4 separate regions of the Homo sapiens genome follow, and all the other regions are linked to region 1. Evidence: chromatin contacts called from ENCODE Hi-C or POLR2A ChIA-PET data. All regions are on one chromosome and are shown on one strand. Each heading gives the region's core, a stretch centred on a gene start or an enhancer-like site at or near the end of the contact. The rest is flanking DNA. Distances are from core to core; before and after follow the strand shown.

Region 1 (3,675 bases), core at 837-3,336:
CCTCAGACAGGATTCTCCCCACACAGACCCTGCTTCCCTCCTCAGGCAGGATTCTCCCCACACAGACCCTGCTTCCCTCCTCAGACAGGATTCTCCCCACACAGACCCTGCTTCCCTCCTCAGACAGGATTCTCCCCACACAGACCCTGCTTCCCTCCTCAGACAGGATTCTCACCCCACACACCCTGCTTCCCTCCTCAGACAGGATTCTCCCCACACACACCCTGCTTCCCTCCTCAGACAGGATTCTCCCCACACAGACCCTGCTTCCCTCCTCAGACAGGGATTCCCCTCCCCACACAGACCCTCTTTCCCTCAGACAGGATTTTCCCCCCACACACCCTGCTTCCCTCCTCAGACAGGATTCTCCCCACATACACCCTGCTTCCCTCCTCAGACAGGATTCTCCCCACACACACCCTGCTTCCCTCCTCAGACAGGATTCTCCCCACACAGACCCTGCTTCCCTCCTCAGACAGGGCTCCCCTCCCCACACAGACCCTCTTTCCCTCAGACAGGATTTTCCCCACACACACCCTACTTTCCTCCTCAGACAGGATTCTCCCCACACAGACCCTGCTTCCCTCAGACAGGATTCTCCCCACTCAGACCCTGCTTCCCTCCTCAGGCAGGATTCTCCCCACACAGAACCTGCTTCCCTCCTCAGACAGGATTCTCCCCACACACACCCTGCTTCCCTCCTCAGACAGGATTCTCCCCACACACACCCTGCTTCCCTCCTCAGACAGGATTCTCCCCACACAGACGCTGCTTCCCTCCTCAGACAGGATTCTCCCCACACAGACCCTGCTTCCCTCCTCAGACAGGGTTCCCCTCCGCACACACACCCTCTTTCCCTCAGACAGGATTTTCCCCACACAAACCCTACTTTCCACCTCAGACAGGATTCTCCCCACATGGACCTGCTTCCTTCCCTCCTTGGGATTCCCCACTGTTGAGGTTCAGTTTCCCCATCTGGAAAAGCATCAAAGTCAGGGTAGCTGCTGACGAAAACATGGGGAGGGGATGCCTTGGGGGGCTGGGTGGGATTTCACAGACTCATTGCTCTTTAGCCTCTTGTGATTTATATATATGTGTATATATATATATATATTTTTTTTCTTGATGGGGGGTTGGGGGGCCCGGCGTGGTGGCTCACACCTGTAATTCCAGCACTTTGGGAGGCCAAAGTGGGTCTATCATCTGACGTCGGGAGTTCGAGACCAGCCTGGCCAACGTGGTGAAACCCCGTCTCTATTAAAAATACAAAAATTAGCCAGGCGTGATGGCAGGCCCCTGTAATCCCAGCTACTCGGGAGGCTGAGGCAGAAGAATCGCTTGAACCCGGGAGGCGGAGGTTGCAGCGAGCCGAGATCGTGCCACTGCACTCCAGCCTGGGCAACAGAGCAAAACTCCGTCTCAAAACAAACACAAAAACCTTTCTCTCCTCTTTTGAGATGGAGTTTCACTCTTTTCTCCCAGGCTGTAGTGCAATGGCACGATCTCGGCTCACTGCAACCTCCGCCTCCCGGGTTCAAGCGATTCTCCTGCCTCAGCCTCCCGAGTAGCTGGGATTACAGGCGCCTGCCACCACGCCCGGCTACTTTTTGTACTTTTAGTAGAGACGGGGTTTCACCACGTTGGCCAGGCTGCTCTCGAACTCCTGACTTAAGATCCAACCGCCTCGACCTCCCAAAGTGCTGGAATTACAGGCGTGAGCCGCCGCGCCCGGCCACATTTTTCTCCATCTGTGGTCTAGGCTGGCGTGCAGTGGCACAATCCCGCCTCACTGCTGCCTCGGCCTCCTGGGCTAAACGGAGCTTCCCGACTCGCCTAAGAAAGTGGTGGGATTACAGGTATGAGCCACGGCGCCCGGCTGTGATCTACATTTGATTCAGTCAAGTTTCTGTGTTTCTCAAGTTTAACTATAGCGTGGTTAAAATCCAAAAGTCAGCACCCGAGCTCACACAGGAGCTTCCTCCCTCTTGGGATGGAGACTCTCCTCCCCTCTCCCTGGACACAGCCCTTCACTCGGTCTTGGCCCCGCCTACTTCTCCATCGGCCCTGCCCCCTATCCCGAACTCTTAGTGACGCAGAGGCTGGAGACGACTCTACGGCGGCGAAGAGACGCGGGTTGAGGAAGAGGGACGGATTGCCCATGCGCTTGGGCGCACAGCGGCCCGCTTCTGTGTGGTCTGGAGGTGGAGCTGAGAGGGGAATCACACTCTATAAAGGTTCGCATACCCCACTGGCGGATTCAATTGCGGCAGTGACGTCACAGAGGCCCCGCCCCGCCCCCACAAGAGCCCCACCGACGTGGGGTTGGCGGTGGTGGAAGGACTAGGAGTTGGCGCGTGCGTACTGGCGGCCTCTCCCGCACCGACCGGCCTGGGCCCCGCCCCCGGGCGTGAGGCGCCCAATGCGCGTGCGCGGCGGCGTCGGCGCCAGTTATTTCTGTCCCGCCCCCCGGCCTCGGCTCTTTCTGCGAGCGGGCGCGCGGGCGAGCGGTTGTGCTTGTGCTTGTGGCGCGTGGTGCGGGTTTCGGCGGCGGCTGAGGAAGAAGCGCGGGCGGCGCCTTCGGGAGGCGAGCAGGCAGCAGTTGGCCGTGCCGTAGCAGCGTCCCGCGCGCGGCGGGCAGCGGCCCAGGAGGCGCGTGGCGGCGCTCGGCCTCGCGGCGGCGGCGGCGGCAGCGGCCCAGCAGTTGGCGGCGAGCGCGTCTGCGCCTGCGCGGCGGGCCCCGCGCCCCTCCTCCCCCCCTGGGCGCCCCCGGCGGCGTGTGAATGGCGGCCTCCGCGGCGGCAGCCTCGGCAGCAGCGGCCTCGGCCGCCTCTGGCAGCCCGGGCCCGGGCGAGGGCTCCGCTGGCGGCGAAAAGCGCTCCACCGCCCCTTCGGCCGCAGCCTCGGCCTCTGCCTCAGCCGCGGCGTCGTCGCCCGCGGGGGGCGGCGCCGAGGCGCTGGAGCTGCTGGAGCACTGCGGCGTGTGCAGAGAGCGCCTGCGACCCGAGAGGGAGCCCCGCCTGCTGCCCTGTTTGCACTCGGCCTGTAGTGCCTGCTTAGGGCCCGCGGCCCCCGCCGCCGCCAACAGCTCGGGGGACGGCGGGGCGGCGGGCGACGGCACCGGTAAGTACGAAGTGATCGGTGCCACCCCTCCCCCTACTCTCTGCCTTTGATTCCGACTGGGTGCAGAGATGAGGATGCCACCTGGGCGAGAGGATGGGGGCCCGGACAGGGCACGGGAAATACTTTCTGGGTCCTGCATACGAACGTGGGTTTGTGCTGGCCGCTGAGATGGGACATCTGACTAAAGTTGGAGAAAAGAAGGCTCGGGGAGGGGAGGGGCTGGTTCGCTGCGGGATAATGGTCGGGGGCCCACCCAGCAGGGGAATGGTGGGGGCCATAACCTGGGTGGGAACTTGTAACAGTCTCCCACATCCCTGCTTCTCGAAGTGGTGGACTGTCCCGTGTGCAAGCAACAGTGCTTCTCCAAAGACATCGTGGAGAATTATTTCATGCGTGATAGTGGCAGCAAGGCTGCCACCGACGCCCAGGATGCGAACCAGGTGCGTCCTATCTCAGCAACCACAAGGAGGTTTCTGGGGAGGGGGCATCTGCGCAGGAGGAGCTTGGCACCAGCTCCAGGCTGTTACTCCACTTTCCCAAGGCTCTGGGTGGGCT
Region 2 (3,675 bases), core at 642-3,141, 200 kb before region 1:
TTGCTGTGAGCCAAGATCACGCCATTGCACTCCAGCCTGGGCAACAAGAGCAAAATTCTGTCTCAAAAACAAATAAACAAGAAAAGGTTTTAAAAATTGATAAACCACTAGCAAGAAAGAGAGAGAGGACACATCAGGCTTGAGAGAAGTGACATCATCATAGACTGTGCAGACATTAAAAGGCATAGGCATATTAGGAACTAGATATTACTAAGGCAGTAAACCAGATCACTAGCAAATTCGTTGAAAAACACAATTCATCAACTATTGGTTGATAATACTGATACGCATCTTCTGTGTGCCAGGGCCTTGAGGCCCTGCTCCAGGCAGAAACTCGGCAGTGGTTGGGAAGGCATCAGATGTCAGATGGCACAAGAGGACTCAGAGCTGAGGGATAATGGGAAAGAACACAGAGGAATCCAGCCATTTCCACAGCGTCCAGCTCTGCTGTGGGAGGCTGGGAACAGCCCAGCACTACCACCCTGGACTGGGAGGACAAGACCACAAAATGCAGCTTCCCTGAACCTCCTCTTGGTGATGGGGTTGATGTGGTCGAGGTAGAGGTGAGTATGTCTGGAGCCTCAAGCAACTGCCCATACCTGCTGGGACCAGGCCGAGGTGCCCAGGGAGTAAGAGGCAGCATCCTGGAAGAGCACAGATGAAAGAGGCCCTGAGAAGTGTTGGTTGGCCAGGTGCTGTGGCTCACACCTGTAATCCCAACACTTTGGGAGGCTGAGGCGGGAGGATCACTTGAGCCCAAGAGTTCAAGACCAGCCTGGGCAACATAGTGAGACTCATCTCTACAAAAAATAAATAATAGAAAGAAAAATGTGAGTTGGCCAGGCATGGTGGCTCATGCCTGTAGTCCCAGCTACTCAGGAGGCTGAGGTGGGAGGATCACTTAAGGCCAGGAGTTCAAGACAAGCTTGGGCAACACAGTGAGACCCTGTCTACAAAAAATAATAATTAGCCAGACGTGGCGATGCATGCCCAGGCTCCCAGCTACTTGGGAGGCTGAGGCAGGAGGATCGCTTGAGCCTGGGAGGTCAAAACTGCAGTGAGCCGGACTGCAACACTGCACTCCAGCCTGGGTGACAGTGTGAGACCCTGTCTCAAAAAAGAAAAAAGAAAAGAAAACTGTGCTCTTAAGAGCCAGTTCTCCACTCCTCTACCTCAGGAGCCACCCCAGAACCCATCCACTTTGAGGACACGAGATCCCAGCCCACTCAGCCCTGGGAGTCCAAAGACATTTTAAACAGAGCCTCTCTTCACATTTATTAATTCCTGGGAGGAATGAGGGAGGCTTCTCCAGCCCCCCAGAGACCCCGGCCTTGTGCTGCAACAGGAGGGGAGGGAGCCAGTCCAGAATCCCCGGCACTTCTGAGGACACCAACAGCACCCTGGGCCCGCGGCTGCATCAGCTTTCTAGACAACGGGAGAAAAGAGAAATGGTGGAGGAGGGGAAATCCTATGCCCTCCTCCTCGCGGAAATCAAGGCCGACCTCCCTGACGCCCCCCCGGAAGGAAGCGCGTGGTCGGCTGCCAGCCGAGACCCCCATCTGCGCCTCCAGCTGCAGGGCCTTTGCTGGGCGGTTCCTCGCCCGCAATTCCCCCACGAGCCCTGGGGAGACCCAGCGCTAACCAGGGGTGCCCAAGGGAGGAGCCGGGAGAGGCCCTCCTGGAGGTGGGCACAGCCCAGGCAAACATCAGCAGACGGAACCAGCACCCGGGACCCAGGGAAACGTCACCTGCCACCAGGAGCTCCACAGGGTCGCTGAGCTCCGATTCGAAGGTGTGGGGCACCCAGGAGCGGTAGCGGCACCTGTAGTTGCCGGCGTGCTGGGGCCCCACGAAGATCAGCTCGAGGTTCGCCGCGGCCCCGGGGGTGCGGACCGTCTTCACGGCCTTCGTCTCGCCCTCGCGCAGCAGCTCGAAGGTGACGTCGGGGATGGGTCCCTCGCAGCGCAGGACGGCATCTCGGCCCGCCAGGACCGCCCCACTCCACGTCGCCCGGAGCTGAGGCCTGGGAGGGGGTCCTGGGCGGAGCGGGCGGGTGGTCGGGCCAGGCCACGCCCCAGGCCACGCCCCAGGCCACACCCCAGGCCACACCCCAGGCCGCGCCCGCGCCTGCGCCTCAGCCCCGGCTTCATCTTCCCTGTCTTGTTCCTGGGCGCAGAGGGCTCCTCCGGCGCCGCCGAGCTGCGCCCGCTGCCTTCACACCCCGGACATCCGCGCCACACGTGAGTGTCCCCGCACCCCTCCCCCAGGACCGTGGAAGTCCCAGATTCGGGCCTGCTCTGGGGCTTCTGGGGTCCCCAGCCTCGGTCACTCTGACGGGTGAAGGGAAGAAGAAATGATGGAGAAAACGGTGCTCCTTCATGGAGGGACCAAAAAAGGACATACAATCTATGTCAATAGATGAGGGTTTTCCCTCCATAAGTTTAACTTTAAAAGTGTATTTAAGGTGCCGGGCGCAGTGGCTCACACCTGTAATCTCAGCACTTTGAGAGGCCGAGGCAGGCGGATTGCCTGAGCTCAGGAGTTCCAGACCAGCCTGGGTAACACGGTGAAACCCCGTCTCTACTAAAATACAAAAAATTAGCCGGGCGTGGCAGCGTGCGCCTGTAATCCCAGCTACTCGGGAGGTGGAGGCAGGAAAATTGCTTGAACCTGGGAGGCAGAGGTTTCAGTGAGCCAAGATTGCGCCACTGCACTCCAGCCCGGGTGACAGAGTGACACTCCGTCTCAAAAACAAACAAACAAAACAAAACTGTAAGGAATCAAATGTTACAAAATCCTGGAAGATTTTGGTAATGCTGTTGATAATTTCAGGGAAATTAATGAAGTACATGTAAGTGCTTGATTTAAATGTGTATTTTATTCAATAGTTTGAGTATCTTGCCATGGAAGATACTAGCCCAGCCTAGCAGAAAAGTGCAATATGTATAATATACTTTCGCATTTTAAAAGTTATATTCCCTATCCATTTTGAAATGCTAGCCAAACTACATGAAGTTATTTGCAATTAATTGTAAGCTAATCAGGAATTTTGAAAGCTTGATTGGATTAACAAACTATAATGTTGAAATTTGGTAAAATCATAATGTTAATTTTTACTGTGAAACGTTTTCTTGTAAGATAGATATACACATCCTAGTTTAATTTTGTGTCTTAGTGTGGATTTACAAATTTACTACAGTTATTCTGAGCCCAGGAACCCAATCAGATTTCAGGCCAGTTTGATACTGGCTGTTCTTAATTCTAACAGGAGAGTAGGACATCATACTAAATGTTATGTCAGTGGGACTGTGTTGTCTTTGGAGCTTAGTAAATTAATCATTTTCTTCAGACTTTAAGGAGAGTGATAAATAAAATTTGGAGTCATAGGATATAGATGTACAATTTAAAGATTAAACATTTTTTTTTTTTTTGAGATGGAGTTTTGCTCTTGTTGCCCAGGCTGGAATGCAGTGGCATGACCTGGACTCACTGCAAACTCCACCTCCCGGGTTAAAGCAATTCTCCTGCCTCAGCCTCCCAAGTGGCTGGGATTACAGGCATGTGCCACCACAGCTGGCTAATTTTGTATTTTTAGTAGAGACAGGGTTTCTCCATGTTGGCCAGGCTGCTCTTGAACTCCTGATTTTGTGATCCACCCGCCTTGGCCTCCCAAAG
Region 3 (3,675 bases), core at 581-3,080, 160 kb before region 1:
AGCAGTCCCCACTTGGCAGAAAGGGACCCTGAACTTGTGGGAGGTGGGGGCTGAGGGGCACCTGCTAGCCATGTGCTAACAGCATCTTCGGATTGGTCCCCAGATGCCCTGCTCCCAGGGGTGGCTCCTCTGCTGCAACAAGAACCTGCCTCCCAGCACCAGACACAGCAGGTGGGAGCTGTGGACCATGGCCGAGTCTCTTCGTCTCCTTGATCTGCTCCCAGGATGCACTGTCCAACTATCCCACCTGTAGGTGGGTGGCATTCCAGCCATGGACCCATGATCTGAGGCTGAGCACAGCAAACACAATCGAGGCTCTGGGTCCCAGGTCCCAGGAGCCCGTCCTTGATGGTGCATTACAGCTCTCCCAGGCTGTTCTTACAGTGACCTCCCACCTGCCCCAGGTGAGCATGCTTGCACCTGGGTGCTCGCCCAGCCTTTCTAGTTGTCCTTAGGGCTTCTGGTGTTGGGAACAGGATGCAGAGTTACCAATTTAGGGGGACTGAGAGGTTAACGTGGCCAAGGCTGAGCCCTGCAGAACTGCAGAGCAACAGCACACACAGGAAAGCTAGTGAGGTTCAACATCCTCATGGAGGTTGCACACGGCACAATGAGGTCTTATTTGCCCAAGAGAATGTGCAGGGAAGTCGCCAGGCACGGTGGTGCATGCCTGTAATCCCAGCTACTCGGGAGGCTGAGGCTGGAGAATCGCTTGAACCCGGGAGGCGGAGGTTGCAGTGAGCCGAGATCGCGCCACTGCACTCCAGCCTGGGCAACAAGAGCGAAACTCCGTCTCAAAACAACAACAACAACAACAACAACAAAAACAGAATGTGCAGGGAAGTCAACGTTGGTGGCTCTGAGGTGTGGAGGACACAGGCTAGTGCCCAGCTCAGCGTGGCTCCACCTCTCTGAGCCACAGACCAACCTCACCCACACTGACAGTCCCAGGGGACACAGACTCTAGCCCCTATGTCCAATTCTACACTGTGCACGCAATGGGAAGAACAGTGCATCATGCACTGTACAGCAGAAGAAATGTCCTCTGAGTGCAGGCACAGCTCCCTTCTGTGTCTGTCCTCCCGACAGTGCCTCCACCCTCAAGGATTAGCAAGCTTCAACCCTCGCAGGACATCCACTGTGTCAGGGCCAAACGGTGCTGCATCCTGCTCTAATAGTGAGTGAAGGAGGGGACCGCAGACAAGAAGAAATGAACAAGAGACCGTTTAAGAGAGAAAAAGACGTGAAGAACATCAGACAGGGAGCAGCGCGAGGGCGCCAGGGAGGGAGGCAGCGGATTCTTCGGGCCTCTGTGAAGAGGGGGCATGAAACCGGTCTGCAGACAAGGAAAGAGCAAAGTGCAAAGGCCAGGATGCGGGGGCAGAGACGGTAGGGAGGCCGGCGTCGGCCTCGGCTAGCAGGTGGGCTTGACTCCGAGAGCCGCAGGCCGCCAGGATGGGTCCCGGGCCTGGAGCCTCCCCTCGCGGGCTTCAATGACACCCAGCACGGAAACGCGGGGGCCAGAACTACAGAAGCCCGTCCCGCCCGGAACTCAAGGTCGCGAGTGCTGTGTGGCCGGTCCGGACCCGGAGCGCGAGGACCGGAAGTGCGCGGCGTCACGCCTCTGCCCCGGACCCCGCGCGCGGAGGTGGAGAGGGGACTGGGGTGGTGGCCGCGCTATGCGCCGGGAGGTCCCCGCCTCGCAGGCCGAGGTTGCGGGTCCGCGCAGAATGCCACTTACTCTCTGGAGGCGGCCCGCACGGGTCCCTGGTCCCCGCCCCGCATGCAGCGCGGAGCCGTCCTCCCGCCACCTCCGGGCCGCCGCGGCACTGAGGGACCCGGGCCACAGCAAGCGCAGGCGGGAACCCGCGCGGGGACTGCTGGGAAACGTAGTCCCGTCATGTCCCGCTTTGACGCTGCGGAGAAAGCGGTGTAGGGAGAGGCTTGGGCTTCGGTTATCATAGAAACAGAGGCCGGCTACACCTAAAAGGCGGGGCGTGGACCTAAGTCGTCGCCAAAGAAACGGCGTTCTGGACGGGGACGTAGGGTCCCGCCCATTCCTTCTCGTGAAAGCGGGTGACTGGTCATGATTATGATTGATAGCCTCCTCTCCCAATCTGATTTCTAAGAGGTCCCAACCCGGAACCGACTTGCGGTTCGCAGGCTCCCCTCGGGTGGGAGAGTTGGGCTGGGAAGCACCTGGGGAGCTCTGAAGTGTCTTGGTGAGCGCGTTGCGAGTCAGACCGATAACATCAGAATCTGGGACTGGGCCCGAGCATATGCGCGTCAAAACTCCTCAGTTAAGTCTATTTTTTTGTATTTTTTTTGGTTTGCTTTTTTGAGACGGGGTCTCGCTCTGTCGCCCAGGCTAATGCAGTGACACCATCACGGTTCACTGCAGCCTCGACCTCCTGAGCTCAAGCGATCCTCCTACTTCAGCCTCCAGAGTAGCTGTTAACAGGGGCGCGCGCCACCACGCCCGGCTAATTTTCTTTCTTCTCTCCCTCCCCCTCCTTCTCCCCCTCCCTTCCTCCTCCCACTATGTCGCCCAGGCTGGTCTCGAACTCCTGTACTGAAGCGACCCTCCCACCTCACCCTCCCGAATAGCTGGGACTATAGGTGGGAGCCACCATGCCTGGATAGTTTTTTTATTTTTATTTATTTATTTATTTTAGAGATAGGGTCTCCATATGTTGCCCAGACTGGTCTGGAACTCCTGGGCTCAAGCGATCCTCGTGTCTCAGCCTTCCAGAGTGCTGGGAGTACAGGCTTGAGCCACTGCGCCAGGCCCCTAGTCCGGCTCCTAGTTGATTCTAACACGTGCGGCCCCATTGGGGAACCACAGCCTCCCCAGCCCCTTTGGGTGTTGCTGACTCTACGGGCCCTCCCAGGTAGGATGAACTGGTCACGCCTCCTACCCATTTGTAACCCCCAGCTCTTGCCCCCATCTATTGTGTGGCTCCTGCCCTCAATAGGGACATCTAATTTTGTTGGCCAGTCCAGCACATATATTGCATGTAACGACCCAGTTTGCCCCACCTTTCTGCCTCCACTGCATCTGCTTCAGGGATGCTGGGACTGTTCCACTCCCTTTCTCCATCCTTTGGGTGTCTGCACATCGAAAGCCTTGTCAGGAGGTCTATCTCCCTGCCCAAGTACAAAACTCAGGGCTTACCAAGCTAATTGAGGGCGAGCAGGAGGCTGAAGGGCACTTGGAGGGCTGCCCGCCTTGTGGGTCCCTTGGTGGCTGAAGAGAGTTGCACAGGAAGGCCTTGACAATTGTCACAGAGAAAGGAGTGCAGCTGCTGGCTCTGTGTGGGTGTGCAGATGTCTGACAGGTTCAGCCACTGGCCCCAATTGGGACACAAGTGGGATTTCTTTTTTTTTTTCTTTTTTGAGACAGTCTTGCTCTGTTGCCCAGGCTGGAGTGCAGTGGCCGCGATCTCAGCTCACTGCAACTTCCGCCTCCCAGGTTCAAGCAGTTCTCTGCCTCAGCCTCCCGAGTAGCTGGGATTATAGGTGCCCACGACCTCGCCCGGCTAATTTTTGTATTTTTAGTAGAGATGGGGTTTCACCATCTTGGCCAGGCTGGTCTTGAATTCCTGACCTCATGATCCACCCGCCTCGGCCTCACAAAGTGCTGGGATTCAGGCATGAGCCACTGCACCCGGCCTG
Region 4 (3,675 bases), core at 405-2,904, 140 kb before region 1:
GCAGACTGACCCACCATGACAGTCCAGGGGTACTGATGACAGGCATGTACCATGAGCTTGGGGGTGTCCCACCTGTGTCTCCACTGGAGAGAATACACAGGTGTCACTGAGGAACAGGGTTGCAAGGACTGAGGATATGGGGTCAGCTGAGGACATGTTAAGGAGAGGCAAACATTGCACAGCTAGGCACTAAGGAGAGAGAAAGGGACACAGCGGGGCATGGCCAGAAAACTGGAATTGAGCTGAGTGGAGGCACCAAGACCTGCGAGGGCACAGGCTGGGCACCAGGTGTGAGAACAGCCCACTCCTGGGGGCATTCACCAGGGGTAGATCTCTTCAGGGTCCCTCTGCCACAACTAGTTTTGAGTTCATATGGTCCACCTGCTGGTGGGAATGTAGAAGCCTTCAGACCTATGAAGGATGATGAGTTTTTGAGAGTCCAGGCCAGGAGAGGCCAAAACACCATGACCCCAGCAAGCGAGAATAATCCTTACTCCAAGACAAACACAGACCTGCAAAAAATGAACATTCAGGGAAGGCTCCCAGGCAGGACCCAGTGGGCCCACACGCACCCATGTCAGTGCATGCAGTGCCTGGAATCTTACAGGAAGTGACCGAGCTGAACGTGACCAGCTGTGAAGATTCAGAGACTTCTGAGCCCCGATCTTGGCCACTCACGGCCCTTGGGTAGAATGTGTGGGGTGTCCACTCAGCCACTTGTTAGAGGAGGTGGCATGATCTGGGCCTCAGTGCCACGACCAACAGCGACTTCCAAGGGGAACATGGAAAGAACAGAGGAAAAAAACCAGAGTTGAGGCTGGGGAGAGTTATGGTGCCAGTGGTCTCACCCAGCACTGAGTGCAAAGTTCTCCAGCACCACTTCAGGTAGAAGCTCCTCTGGACCTTGCCTAAGAACTCCGTTCGTCCGGGAGGACGCAGGCCCACCTGCTCTAACATGAACGCGTCTGAATTCAGCGGAGGACACCCAGGAGCCCGGTTATTCTCCTGCCAGCGTCCTCCCCTGATGTGTCCCTGACCCCGTGCTCTGACGTACTCAGCCATGTACTCACTCTCCTCTCCCAGGCCCCCATACCTGAGATCACCATGGCCTGATATGGGGTAGACTACAAGCCTACCGTGCCTCAGCCATGTGCAGGGCGACCTGTCCCTGGCATCCACACCTGTGGCCCATACGTCGCCCGCATTGTGGGGCGCCGAAAACCCAACACAACTGAAACACAACTGCTGACCTTCCCCCTAAGCCGCCTCTAAACGAGGTCCCTCGGCCCCTGGTCCCAGCCGCTCTTTGAAGACTTGCCTGATGACAGGCATGTACCATGTTTTTGGCTGGGACATTTTTCTGAGCCTTGCTCCGGGCTCCGTAAAGCGGACACGGTGCCAGGGAGAGAATTTCGGGGCGGTTGCGGGCACAGGCGGGCTTCTGCGGAGGCCCTGGCGAACGCCCCCGCGCGGCGCGGTCCGATGGCCCCATGGGGCCGCCCCTCCACTGTGAGGTCACCGGGGTTCAGCAACATTCACTGCGGCTAGGACGCGTACAGGTCACTGAGGCAGAACTTCCCGATTCTCGCGCCTTCGTTCGTTTCTGCGGACCAGCGGAGACTCCTCCACACCGCCCACCGCCCAATGATCCCACTGCCGCAAACCGCCCCAAAGCCAGCGCCGAAAGCCGACGCCGGAAGCCCCGCCCCACGCAGGGCCCGCCCGAACGTTCCCGTTCCTGGGCCGCCATTGGCCAAGTCTGAACGGCCCCACGTCGAGGCTCCTTATGGGAAATGTAGTTCACGTCCCGCTTCAGGAGCTAGCGGCGCCCTCCCTTATCGCCTTGGCAACGACCCAGCCGCGCCGCGAGGAGAGCCGGGAATGGAGGTCGTGGCGTGAGGGGCGCCGAGCGAGGGGAGGCGCGGGCCACGGGAGTTCCGGGAGTTCCGGCGTTGCCCGGCAGTCCGCAGTCCTCGGCGGGAAGGCTGTCCCGGCGCCTCAGGCAGCTCTGCGTGGGCCGGGGTGACTTCCTCGCGATCCCCTGCGCGAGGTGAAGGGCAGGGACCTTTGCCGCGCCTTCCACGCGCCGTGCCCCACCGGCGAGTGGCTCCATCTTCCTCAGACTTATCGCTCGCGGACAGGCGCCGTGGGTCTCCCGGGCCTCCGTACCGTCCTCCTTCCCAGCGGCTCCGGGAAGCGGTTCCCTGTCTTCGGACGCATTTCACCCGCGCGGGGAGAGCTTCCCGGGAAGGTTCCACGGCGGCCGAGGGTTTCCGCGCCCGGGACGCGTTTCGGCTGAGGCCGTGGGTCCAGTCCACGGGTTCTGCCCGCACGGTCCAATGGCCGGGGAGGCGGAGGTGAGCAGAGGATGCCTCCGAGGAATGAGGGGGCCCACCAGGTGGGGGGCGGCGTGTGCCAGGGCAGAGTTGGAGGAGGGCAGGAGATCTGCGTATGATTCCAGGGGGAGGTCTTTGATGCACGGCTGGGGCATGCCCTTGGCAGTGGGAGCCATTGGAGATGTGCCGCAGGACTGGGACAGGATGGGGTCGTAGTTGCTGTGCCAGGCCCTCTGGAGACGCATGTGCAGAACGGCGTGTGGAAGGCCAGGCAATTGCCTATAGGGTAAACTGGGGACGTTGTGCTGGGGGTGTACAGTTTTAGGCATTCTGTTGTCCAGTTTTGTGCCTGTTGAGCAGGAGGCAAACTGGACCCTGGGACCAGGTACTTGAGACCTAAGGGAGAAGGATGAGCATAGGTTTGGTTGCGTCTGAGAGGTATGATCTCTGGGACTGGAATTGGCAGGCAGGAGATAGAGTGGAGCCTGTGCCCTTGGCCCTGCACATAGATGGCATCAGTCTGGTCACCAACCTGATGTCGCTTTGGGCTGGACACAGTTTCCAGTAGTAACACCAGAAGCATCAATAACACCAGCAGCTCTGATATTCCTCTGGGATAGGAGAAGGAAGGTATAAGGGTATGTGTAGGGAGTAAGGTGGGGAAGAGTTTAGAGCTCATAGGGAAAGATAATGTCAGGGGGAGATGTGATAGGACCCTGAGATACAGGTCAAGGGCCTGAATGTGTCCATCTGTCCATATTTTGGTTGTTTTTTTCTGCCCATCATTGACCCCAAGGCTCAGTTGGACCCATCATTGCAGGGCTTGGTGATGTTTGAGGATGTGACGGTATATTTCTCCAGGGAGGAGTGGGGGCTCCTTAATGTGACCCAGAAGGGCCTATACCGGGATGTGATGCTGGAGAACTTTGCACTCGTTAGCTCACTGGGTAAGTCTCTTACACTGTCCCCCAGCACACTGACTACCCCCTCATTTTCCCCATGCGAAGTTCTGTCCATAACGAAGCCAGACCATGGGGGCTCTTTCCTTCCCAGATTCCCTGTTGTAGGTATTGTGGGTGGTGGGACTCGGTGGTGGGACTCGGCGGTGTGCTCTTTCCCTGCCTTTCTCTGAGCAATGCTGTTGGCAGCCTCAACACCTCTTGCCCCAGGAGCTAGTGGAGCAGGTTTTGGGGGTCAGATGTTTCATAGTTTGCCCACCAAATCCCACCAAGCTCTGCCTTTTCCTGGCCATGTGACTCTCTTGAAGACATGGCTTCTCTGTGCTCTGGGTTTTGCCTCCCTACAAAAGAAATTTTACAGGGACCTCCCTGGGCCAGGC

What was found. A loop is a pair of places that touch in the nucleus more often than their neighbours do. ChIA-PET counts read pairs that join two places held with the same protein, here RNA polymerase II (POLR2A). Pooled maps may share reads with other maps.
Region 2: a loop to region 1 is called in a map with no recorded cell type, with 5 times the contacts of the local background. The contact joins the enhancer-like site here to the promoter of TRIM28 in region 1. A Hi-C loop is called at or near these places in 1 of 37 single-sample maps with no recorded cell type and 7 of 50 pooled maps. POLR2A ChIA-PET finds 5 or more read pairs at or near these places in 4 of 52 experiments (AG04449, Caco-2, WTC11 and 1 more).
Region 3: a map with no recorded cell type shows a loop between it and region 1 (7-fold over the local background). The contact joins the promoter of ZNF837 here to the promoter of TRIM28 in region 1. A Hi-C loop is called at or near these places in 4 of 168 maps with a recorded cell type or tissue (CD8-positive, alpha-beta T cell, Caco-2, PC-3 and 1 more), 8 of 37 single-sample maps with no recorded cell type and 17 of 50 pooled maps. POLR2A ChIA-PET finds 5 or more read pairs at or near these places in 10 of 52 experiments (B cell, H1, HEK293 and 7 more).
Region 4: a pooled map shows a loop between it and region 1 (6-fold over the local background). The contact joins the promoter of ZNF584-DT here to the promoter of TRIM28 in region 1. A Hi-C loop is called at or near these places in 4 of 168 maps with a recorded cell type or tissue (A673, CD8-positive, alpha-beta T cell, ascending aorta and 1 more), 1 of 37 single-sample maps with no recorded cell type and 18 of 50 pooled maps. POLR2A ChIA-PET finds 5 or more read pairs at or near these places in 11 of 52 experiments (A549, A673, CD4-positive, alpha-beta memory T cell and 7 more).

The regions. Positions count from the first base shown.
Region 1 is chr19:58,541,978-58,545,652 of GRCh38, forward strand. TRIM28 (tripartite motif containing 28) reads left to right here and starts at 2,087. Exons shown (of 17, transcript NM_005762.3): 1 at 2,087-3,120; 2 at 3,448-3,560. The coding sequence starts at 2,781. It also overlaps the pseudogene RN7SL525P. RefSeq lists enhancers at 1,262-1,766, 1,918-2,227 and silencers at 2,348-2,557, 2,638-2,797, 2,818-3,107.
Region 2 is chr19:58,345,605-58,349,279 of GRCh38, forward strand. A1BG (alpha-1-B glycoprotein) reads right to left here. Exons shown (of 8, transcript NM_130786.4): 7 at 1,749-2,036; 8 at 1-1,425. The coding sequence ends at 1,418. Among named protein-coding and RNA genes, the nearest start is that of A1BG-AS1, 4.5 kb to the right of the region's middle. RefSeq lists enhancers at 1,190-1,690, 1,358-1,637, 1,691-2,191, 2,408-2,487 and a silencer at 1,888-2,217. Within about 2 kb of position 1,892, at least 27 of the 41 ENCODE cell types and tissues checked have a DNase peak (open chromatin) inside an H3K27ac peak, as active enhancers do.
Region 3 is chr19:58,379,200-58,382,874 of GRCh38, forward strand. It overlaps ZNF837 (zinc finger protein 837), which reads right to left and starts at 1,831. Exons shown (of 3, transcript NM_138466.2): 1 at 1,742-1,831. RefSeq lists enhancers at 555-1,096, 913-1,142, 1,097-1,638, 1,173-1,232 and a silencer at 1,583-2,092.
Region 4 is chr19:58,406,809-58,410,483 of GRCh38, forward strand. It overlaps ZNF584-DT (ZNF584 divergent transcript), which reads right to left and starts at 1,655. Exons shown (of 1, transcript NR_186337.1): 1 at 1-1,655. It overlaps ZNF584 (zinc finger protein 584), which reads left to right and starts at 1,841. Exons shown (of 4, transcript NM_173548.3): 1 at 1,841-2,357; 2 at 3,133-3,283. The coding sequence starts at 2,340. RefSeq lists enhancers at 1,000-1,049, 1,028-1,673, 1,600-1,649 and a silencer at 1,910-1,969.